Regions from separate parts of the Homo sapiens genome. Here region 1 is linked to region 2. A link is a contact called in ENCODE Hi-C or POLR2A ChIA-PET data. All regions are on one chromosome and are shown on one strand. The core of a region is the stretch at or near the end of the contact, and the rest is flanking DNA. Distances in the headings are between cores, read along the strand shown.

The links. A loop is a pair of places that touch in the nucleus more often than their neighbours do. ChIA-PET counts read pairs that join two places held with the same protein, here RNA polymerase II (POLR2A). Pooled maps may share reads with other maps.
Region 1: a loop to region 2 is called in a map of Right ventricle myocardium superior, with 5 times the contacts of the local background. The contact joins the promoter of TCF21 here to the enhancer-like site in region 2. A Hi-C loop is called at or near these places in 1 of 168 maps with a recorded cell type or tissue (Right ventricle myocardium superior) and 8 of 50 pooled maps. POLR2A ChIA-PET finds 5 or more read pairs at or near these places in 1 of 52 experiments (AG04450).

Annotation. Positions count from the first base shown.
Region 1 is chr6:133,887,018-133,891,334 of GRCh38, reverse strand. It overlaps TCF21 (transcription factor 21), which reads right to left and starts at 2,222. Exons shown (of 2, transcript NM_003206.4): 1 at 1,488-2,222. The coding sequence starts at 1,937. It overlaps TARID (TCF21 antisense RNA inducing promoter demethylation), which reads left to right and starts at 2,329. Exons shown (of 9, transcript NR_109982.1): 1 at 2,329-2,731. RefSeq lists enhancers at 1-509, 1,761-2,674.
Region 2 is chr6:133,700,102-133,704,178 of GRCh38, reverse strand. The region is part of intron 4 of TARID (TCF21 antisense RNA inducing promoter demethylation); the gene reads left to right. Among named protein-coding and RNA genes, the nearest start is that of LINC01312, 120 kb to the left of the region's middle. RefSeq lists a cis regulatory region at 2,408-2,425 and an enhancer at 2,345-2,489. Within about 2 kb of position 2,423, at least 2 of the 41 ENCODE cell types and tissues checked have a DNase peak (open chromatin) inside an H3K27ac peak, as active enhancers do.

The DNA of each region.
Region 1 (4,317 bases), core at 973-3,472, 190 kb before region 2:
AACGACCTTGTGCCTACTGGGCACCGAGTTCGGGGCGAAGCGCCCTCCTGGCCTCCTTCTGAGGCGGTGGTCGGGTTTCAGGGCCCTGTCGCTTTCATCGCCTTTCATCACCATCTATTTCCCTAGTCCGACTTTCGTTTCTTCCATCGCAAACACCGGCTTTGACTACAGCTTCTAGATTAATCACCACCTCTTAAGGAAAAAAAAATGCTATACTACATTGACTTTTAATTTAAGATCGTCTTCATGCTGGACTGAGAAAGTATGCTTTCTCTTCCTTTCTCCGGGCTGTTTTATAATAAAGCTCATTTAAGTTTCTTATTCAAAGATGAAGAGAGTAGCAGTTGTAAATATTCGAGGCAACACTTTCATTTTAGGTGGAGATTTTAAAAAGCTATTTACTCATTGGGGGGGAAAAACCCCAAACTTTCAATTGGAGAGAAAACATTTTTCATGGTAAAATGTGGGTTTGCATCTTCTTCTCCAGCAATTCCAGAAACCAATTCGGTGAGAAGACAATTCAGACCCCTCTCACTACTGCTCTAGTGCTAGCTGATAAGACTTGCCTTTTAAAAGGAAAAATCTCTCATTCTTATCATATACAAACAGAGATCCTAGTAAGTTGTTGTTATTGTTTTTCTTTAGATCTTAGAAGTTTTAAAATAAAATCAAATGAAAAAAATTAAGATATATTTCTTAAACAGTAAAATACATTTGAGAAAAAAGTAGACTCAATGATTATCAGTTTTTTGTGTTAAAAAATTAGGCTCAATGGGCATTACTTTTTAAGATAAAAGGTAACATTTCTTAAATCTTGGGTGAGAGTGACCTATTTTAGTATTTATTACACTCATACTAGTGAGGATTTACTGATTTTGCTGATCATTACTAGAACTTCTGGGATTTAAAAATATTAATCCACTTATAGGAGAAGCACAGAATATTTAAGCGGTTAAGGGCTTACGTGGACAATTTGGGGGGCATAGATGTGTCCTTATCCAATGGTCCTAAATATGCTTGTGAAAGAAACGGAGTTGGGTGTTTTTATTTACAAGGAAAGGAAAATCAAGTTCCACTCTCTGCTAAAAGAAGAAAAAAGGATTAACAAAATGCCTGTCCGCTCGCAGCGTCTTGTCAGTGTTCTCAGTTCCGCAGCAGCCACTGCACCCCAGGGAGGATGGCGATGGAGCGGGAGCGGGGGATCCCTCCTCTGTGCCAGCTCAACACACTTGCAAACTTTTAATTGGGCTGCCACGTCAAACCCTCGCATAAATCACTCCCGCTCCGGGGGCTGGTAGGGCAGAGAGCGAGGGCCGTGTCTAGACCGCCCGCCTCCGGTCCCTGGAGGCTCTAGGCCCGCGGTGGTCGAGATGTGTAAGTCACCGCCGCGCCCACACCCCCACTCCCAGCCCCGCGCGCACTCGCGCCCACCGCAGGCGGGAGTGCGGGCGCGCCTGGACTGCAGCTGCAGCCCCGGGAGCACTCACCAGGTTGACCGGGTGAATGTACCCGTTCTCGTATTTGTCGTTAGCCAGGATCTGCCTCAAGTGGGCGATGTAGCTGGACGCCAGCCTGAGCGTGTCCAGCTTGGAGAGCTTGGTGTCGGGGGGCACCCAGGGCAGGGTGGTCTTGAGTCTGGAGAAGGCCTTGCTCAGCACTCGCATGCGGGCCCGCTCTCGCGCGTTGGCGGCGTTGCGCTGGACCTGCTTCCCCTCCTGGCTGACCCCGCTCAGGGGGCTCTTCTTGGTGGGCGCCTTCCTCCTCTTGCCCAGGCCGCCGCGGCCCTTCTGGGGAGACCCATTCTCGCAGTTGGAGCTCTCCTCGGTGCTCTCGTTGGAAGTCACAAATTCCTTGTTCGAATCCATTTTCAACCCGTCACATTCCAACATCTCCACCTCTTGAAGGTCCTCCACATCGCTGAGGGAGCCGGTGGACATGTTTGGGGGAGTGGACGAGGGAGAGAGAGAGAGAGAGACAGAGAGACAGAGAAAGCGAGGAAGAGGGTGAGAGAGAGACAGAGAGACCCTGAAACCAAGAGGCCTCCCGAGTGTGGCGCAGCCACCTCCTGCTGGGAGCTGGAGTTGGGGTCTGGTTGGGTCTCACAACCCTTTCCCCTTCGCAGAGTTGTGAGAAGGAACCCCGAGGACTTCTGCAGCAGAGGAACCGGCTCTCTGTTTCCCCACTCCCAGAGTCGTGGCCGTAGAGGAGGGTGAGCGAGCGCTGAGGAATTTGGTGGACACTAGGAATTTATCTGGGGAATAGAGGGGCGGATCCTTGCAGCCCAGGGAGGGGCCTGCCAGGCCCCAGCAAAGCGCTTAGACCCCTTTCACAACCGGAGGGAAACTCAATGCACAGACCCTGATTTGCAACTTGTAATGTAAATCAACTCAACTGCATCATGTACTTACCAGCCACCTTCTCCCAACTGTGGCCGGGGCCGAGAAGCAGCATGTTCTGTCCATCTGTAAAAGGCCTTCTTTCTCTCTTAAGACGTCACAACTGGTTGTTACTGAGAACTTTAGAAAAACGACTAGATCGTTTGGCTCTTTCTGGGCCTTCCACCTACACTCCATGCCCTCTCTCCTCCCAAGAAAACACGAATTAAAATACAGGGAGTATCAACCGCATCCTGCCAACACCTCATAAGACTCCAAGGCTTTACCGAGATCTTCCACCTTCCCCGGGATAAATGAAGACAAGTGCTTCCTAGAATCTTTATGGTGATGGAAAAGTAAGTATAAAACATTTCACCTACACCTGGTCATTTTCAAGACATCAAAGGACTGCCTACGTGTACACAAACATACTTGATTTGCACACTCAAACCCAACCACACACAGCTTAGTGGGAGTGGGTAGGGAATGAGAGGGCAGTATGAGTGTGTGGAAAACATTATGTTAGTTGATCATCTTTTCCTAATAAATGGAAACTTTCCCCTCGGTTTTTTTTTCTTTTCTAGAAATGCATTTAATATTGCCTTGAGAGTCTTTGTTGCTCTCAGACATCACCTTGCCTGGCACTTTTTGTGATGCACCGTCCCTTTCAATGCTGCTGTCTTTGTCTTCTTCCAGCCTGTTAGGTGCCAGTGTTCCTCACATGAAGCTGACATTACACAACACAAAGCAAGACTATCCTTTTGAGAAAGGTTCTTTTCCATCTTTAACCCCAGCTCGAACCACCTTTCCTAGAGAATAAGAAAGTCTCCTGGGAAGTAGGTAGAAAAAGCACAGGGAAACAGAACCTAGGGATTGGATGAAATTGGTGCAATGAAACCAGGGAGACTGAAGGCATAAATCTCTCTTACAATTTCTTTGCCAGGTTTTCTTCCCTTGCAGGTAGGCATTGAAGTTGAGGGGCTGGAGCAAAATGTAAGAGTGGTTTCTGAGTGGTTGGCTTAGGGTCTGAAGGCTTCTCCTACATTAAGATATCATATCTCTAATCCTAGGCTCAGCTGGGAATTCACTAACCTCTAACGTTTTGTTTTGCTAGCAGGGTCTTGTTTGCTTTCCCCCTATGCTGTAAACTAAACAGGTTGTCAGCAAATCAGTCTTTATTAATGAATTAGCGACCCCTCTTCCATAATATCTTCGCTGAGGATCCAAAATTTGTTAATCACCAGTGTAGAGATTTATGAGCTCTCTTATTTTCTGTTGTTTGTGCAGGTGGAGATTTAAATGACCACATCCACCCTAAGATTTATTGTGAGAATGATTGATGTTATAAACCAGGAAAAGGACTCTTCCCACAGCAGGGATGACAGAAATATCAAGTTGAAGTTGCCTTTGTCTTCACATACGAATGACCCAGTACTACAACACAGAAAGTATAATAATTTAATCTGAGGTTCAAGACAGCAGTGAGAGAACACCCAGCAGGCCTGTTAAAAATTTCTTCACTAATTCCTCAACTAGTTTCCTTTGATTTGCTCTCCCTTTTCTCAGTCTTGGTAAAACATGAAAGTTAAAGTTATTTTTAGACTAAAGAGCTATGTGAAAATGGGCATTGGCCAATACTTTGTGAAATGTGTGTGTGTGTGTGTGTGTGTGTGTGTAGCTACTAAGATATCTGCAAAATAACTACAAATAATTAATTTGGGCTCTGGAATGTGATAATTATTATAAATCCAAACTATGGCCTTACTGCATACATTAAGCTGTGATTTTTCTTGTTGGAGCCATTTTTTTTTCTTTTTGGCTCTGGGTCTCTGTTACACCTTAGTTAATGGACTGCTCAGGCTGTCTGGGGAGATAGTAAAAATCATAGTAATATGTACCACTGAAAAGATTTCTGTTGTCTGTATATTTTTCAATGTTGGAA
Region 2 (4,077 bases), core at 1,174-3,673:
AAACACATCACCTGCTTTACGTTTTTTCTATCATCAGTGCAAGGGTCAGGGAGCCCTAAAATTTTCTTTCTTCCAAGATGGGGAGTTCTAGAATGGTCCATAAAATAAGTATATCTGTGTTTTCTCTCCAACTGAATCATTCACGTGTTACTTTCTGGCATGTCCCACACCTAAGGAACCGCTGCATTGACAAGTGTAAATAATACATCTTAAGACCAGGTATGGTAGGTAGCTCATGCCTATAATCCCAGCACCTTGAGGGGCTGAGGTGGGAAGATCGCTTGAGGCCAGGAATTTGAGACCAGCCCAAGCAACATAGGGAGACCCACATCTCCACAAAAAGTAAAAAATTATCTGGGTGTGGGCTGGGTGTGGTGGCTCACGCCTGTAATCCCAGCACTTTGGGAGGCCGAGGCGGGTAGATCACAAGGTCAGGAGATCGAGACCATTCTGGCTAACACAGTGAAACCCTGTCTCTACTAAAAAAAATACAAAAAATTAGCCCGGTGTGGTGGCGGGCGCCTGTAGTCCCAGCTACTCGGGAGGCTGAGGCAGGAGAATGGCGTGAACCCGGGAGGTGGAGCTTGCAGTGAGCAGAGATGCGCCGCTGCAGTCCAGCCTGGGCGACAGAGCGAGACTCCATCTCAAAAACAAACAAACAAAAAAAATTAGCTGGGTGTGGTGGCACACGCCTGTAGTCCCAGCTACTTGGGAGACTGAGGCAGGAGGATCACTTGAGCCTAGGAGGTCGAGGCTGTAGTGAGTCGTGATTGCCCCACTCCACTCCAGTGTGAGCAACAGAGTGAGACCCTGTCTCTAAAATAAATAAATTTTAAAAAATACATATTAAAACAAAAAGGAGTCATGCATCTCAAAGTGCAAGCCTGGTAGCTGGTAGCAGCTTTCTCAACCTGAGTGGCATTAGCTAGTTCATTCGCTCACATTAGAGAAAATTTCTTCCCTCTCACTAAACAAATCTTCTGAGTAATCACATATACCAAATATTGAGAGAACGTGGATCATTGGGACCTCATACATGGCTGGTAAAGTAGAATAATTGCTTTGGAAAAGCAATTTGGTGCTATCTTGTAAAGCAAAACATGCAAATAACCAGTAAATCCATTCTTAGGTGGACATAGAGTAGCCCAAGTGCACCAGGAGCCAAAGACAAGAATGTTTAGAGCAACTAATATGGTTAGGCTCTGTGTCCCCACCCAAATCTCATCTTGAATTGTAATCCCCATAATCCCCATGAGTTGTGGGCGAAACCTGGTGGGAGGTGATTGGATCCTGGGGGCAGTTGCCCCCATGATGTTCTCATGATAGTGAGTGAGTTCTCATGAGATCTGTTTGTTTGATAAGTGTGGGGCTTTTCCTCCTTCATGCACTTCTCTCTCTCACCTGTTGCCATGTAAGAGGTGCCTCTTCCCCTTCTGCCATGATTGTAAGTTTCCTGGGGCCTCCCCAGCCATGCAGAACTGCGAGTCAATTAAACCTCTTTTCTTTATAAATTACCCTCTCTGGTATGTCTTTATAGCACTGTGAAAACAGAATAATACGGCAACTCTGTTCAGACTTCTAAAAAGTGAGAAAGTACCCAAATGCCAACAGGGATACAAATAAATAAACCTGGTCTAGTCATACAAAGTCCTAGTACACAACAGTGAAAGTGAATGACCACAGAGCAGCATGCATAAAACTTAGAACAAAATGTTAAGTGATGAAAAGGCAAGTCCCGAATACTATAGATAGTATGATACCACTTTTAGAACACTCAGAAACTAAACACTATCTTGTTAAGATATAGGCATATGTGATAGAATCATTTTTGAAAGCAAGGAAATTAAAAACATAAGACTTTGGATCCTGGTCATCCTGGGTTGGGGGAGGCAGAGAGGGAGGGCTAGGAAAGAATACCCAGTGGAGGCTAATTTTTGGCGATGTAGTAATTCTTGGATTGTGGACACTTTATGACTCATAAAGAGGTCACACATATTCTTTTGTATATATCAAATATCATATTAAGGACATAGAGGAGAAAGGAAGATGTTAAGGGTTATCTTCTTTCATTTCTTTCTAGTCCTCAACAAGGAGAAATAAATAACTGAGAGGCTCAGAGAAAGTCCGATTGTTAGAGAAATTGCGGTCATGTCTCTCTTGAACTTTTTGCTGCCTTCAACACAATGCTTTCTTCACAGGAAGTGTCCAGGCAAAACCTCATTATCAACTCCAAACATGAAGCTCATGTCCAACAGGACATGGGAAGCTTTCAGTTGCCATACGCTGCCCCCAGAGAATCCACTCATTTTGTGTGCTTGTCGACTGTCATAGCTCAACTTGAGTGTCCACACGATAAGCTCTTCAAGGCAGAACATTTCCAGCTGTTGTGGTCAGACAGCAGCAGGTTCTTATCTGAGGACAGCAGGGCCATGTGGCACACCACAGCCGGGGCAGTGTCAGGGGAAGCATGTGGTCTCTGTACACAGTAGCAGGGTCCAATAGACAGCAATTAGCACCGGGAGAATGAAGATGAACGGGACATATACATAACCTTCATAAAAATGTCACAGGGAAAAAGACTCACAAACCATATGGATCCATGCTGGGGCTTTCCCAGGCATGGCCTTTTATGAGAGGTCTTTTCTCTGCTGTGTCTTCCTGGCCAGTTCTAAAAAGGGAAGTAAAGTAATAGGCTGCCTAGGTGATGTTGGATCAAATGTAAAGGACATTTAAATCCACATGTTGTAACTTTCTCCACTCTGAGTTTTCTTGATCAGTTGTCTCATCAGCATCATATGTTGATTGTTAATTAGATGGACCACCTCCTCTTGTACTATTTTCTCTTTCAGTTTTAGTGATATTTTTCTGAACCTATGAATATTTCAGAAATTTCCTCATCCATTTTCGAAAGACCAATACTTGGGTGTTCTTAGTTGTTAGCAAAGAAACAGAAATCCTCACTGGCTGACTTAAACAGAAATATAATTATTCAAAAGGATTTTGTCTCACTTACAAGATCATTGAGGTGGCTGCATAATCAGTCCCAGGAAACTGACTGTGCCTGACCCCATTCTAGGTACTCGAGAAATATCTCTGAAGGAAATAAACAAATGCCTCCACCCTCTTGAAACTTATACTCTAGGTTAGGGTCGGGGAGAGTGAGTTATTGGGAGACAGACCATACCAATGGATACCATAAAGAAGTAAGTTAGGTAAGATGATTGTAAGTGATAAATGTTTTAGAAAAAAGGAGAGCAGAGTAAGTGGAATGTGTTAGGGTTCTTCAGAAAAACAGTCAGGTTGACACATAAAATTAACCATTACAGGAGATAAGAAGGGTGGGTGTAGAGGGGCTTACATGTGCAGTTTTTAAATGGTGTGGTCAGGAAGGTATCATGAAAAGGCTGACATTCAAGCAAAGATTTGCAGAAGCATAGGAATGAGAGAACTTGTTGTGCCCATTGCAAAACATACAATATGGCATGTGGACCATTTCAGAAGGCACAAGGAAATGATTTCTGGGATTGGGGAGGGTGGGAGGGAGGTAAGAATGAGGGATGTGCTAAGCCTTATGGGGAATAAAGAGATAAGGGGGTTAACTGGGAGCATGGGGCTTTTTTTGCTAATTGATATAAACAGAGAAAAAGGGCTAAATGAGAGTATTCCTGGATGGATTCAAGGCAGAGAGTGTGGACTAGAGGAAAATAAATTTGGGGTAGCTTTGTCTTAGGCTTAATTTGCAGGTCCTTTCTGGCCCCTGAAAATGGTGGCAAAGGCCCAGGGAGAGAGTGGCCTCAGACTCAGTGCACTTATTGGAAGAGATGTCTGCTTATTTTGGGTTTTTAGGGTCTGTCTTAATATGTTAATAGAGTTAAGATTTTTGGAGAAGCTGGTGGTTATTCCCAGTGTGCAGACCTCTCTTGACACTTGATGACAGGGTAGAAAGTCTAGGTGATTTTGGTGGAGTCATCTGACCAGCTGCATCTAGGTCATGTTCCCATCCCTATTCCCAAAGGAGATTGGTAAATAGAATATCTGACTCATGATGCAAAGTCCTCAAACATTACACAGGGATTT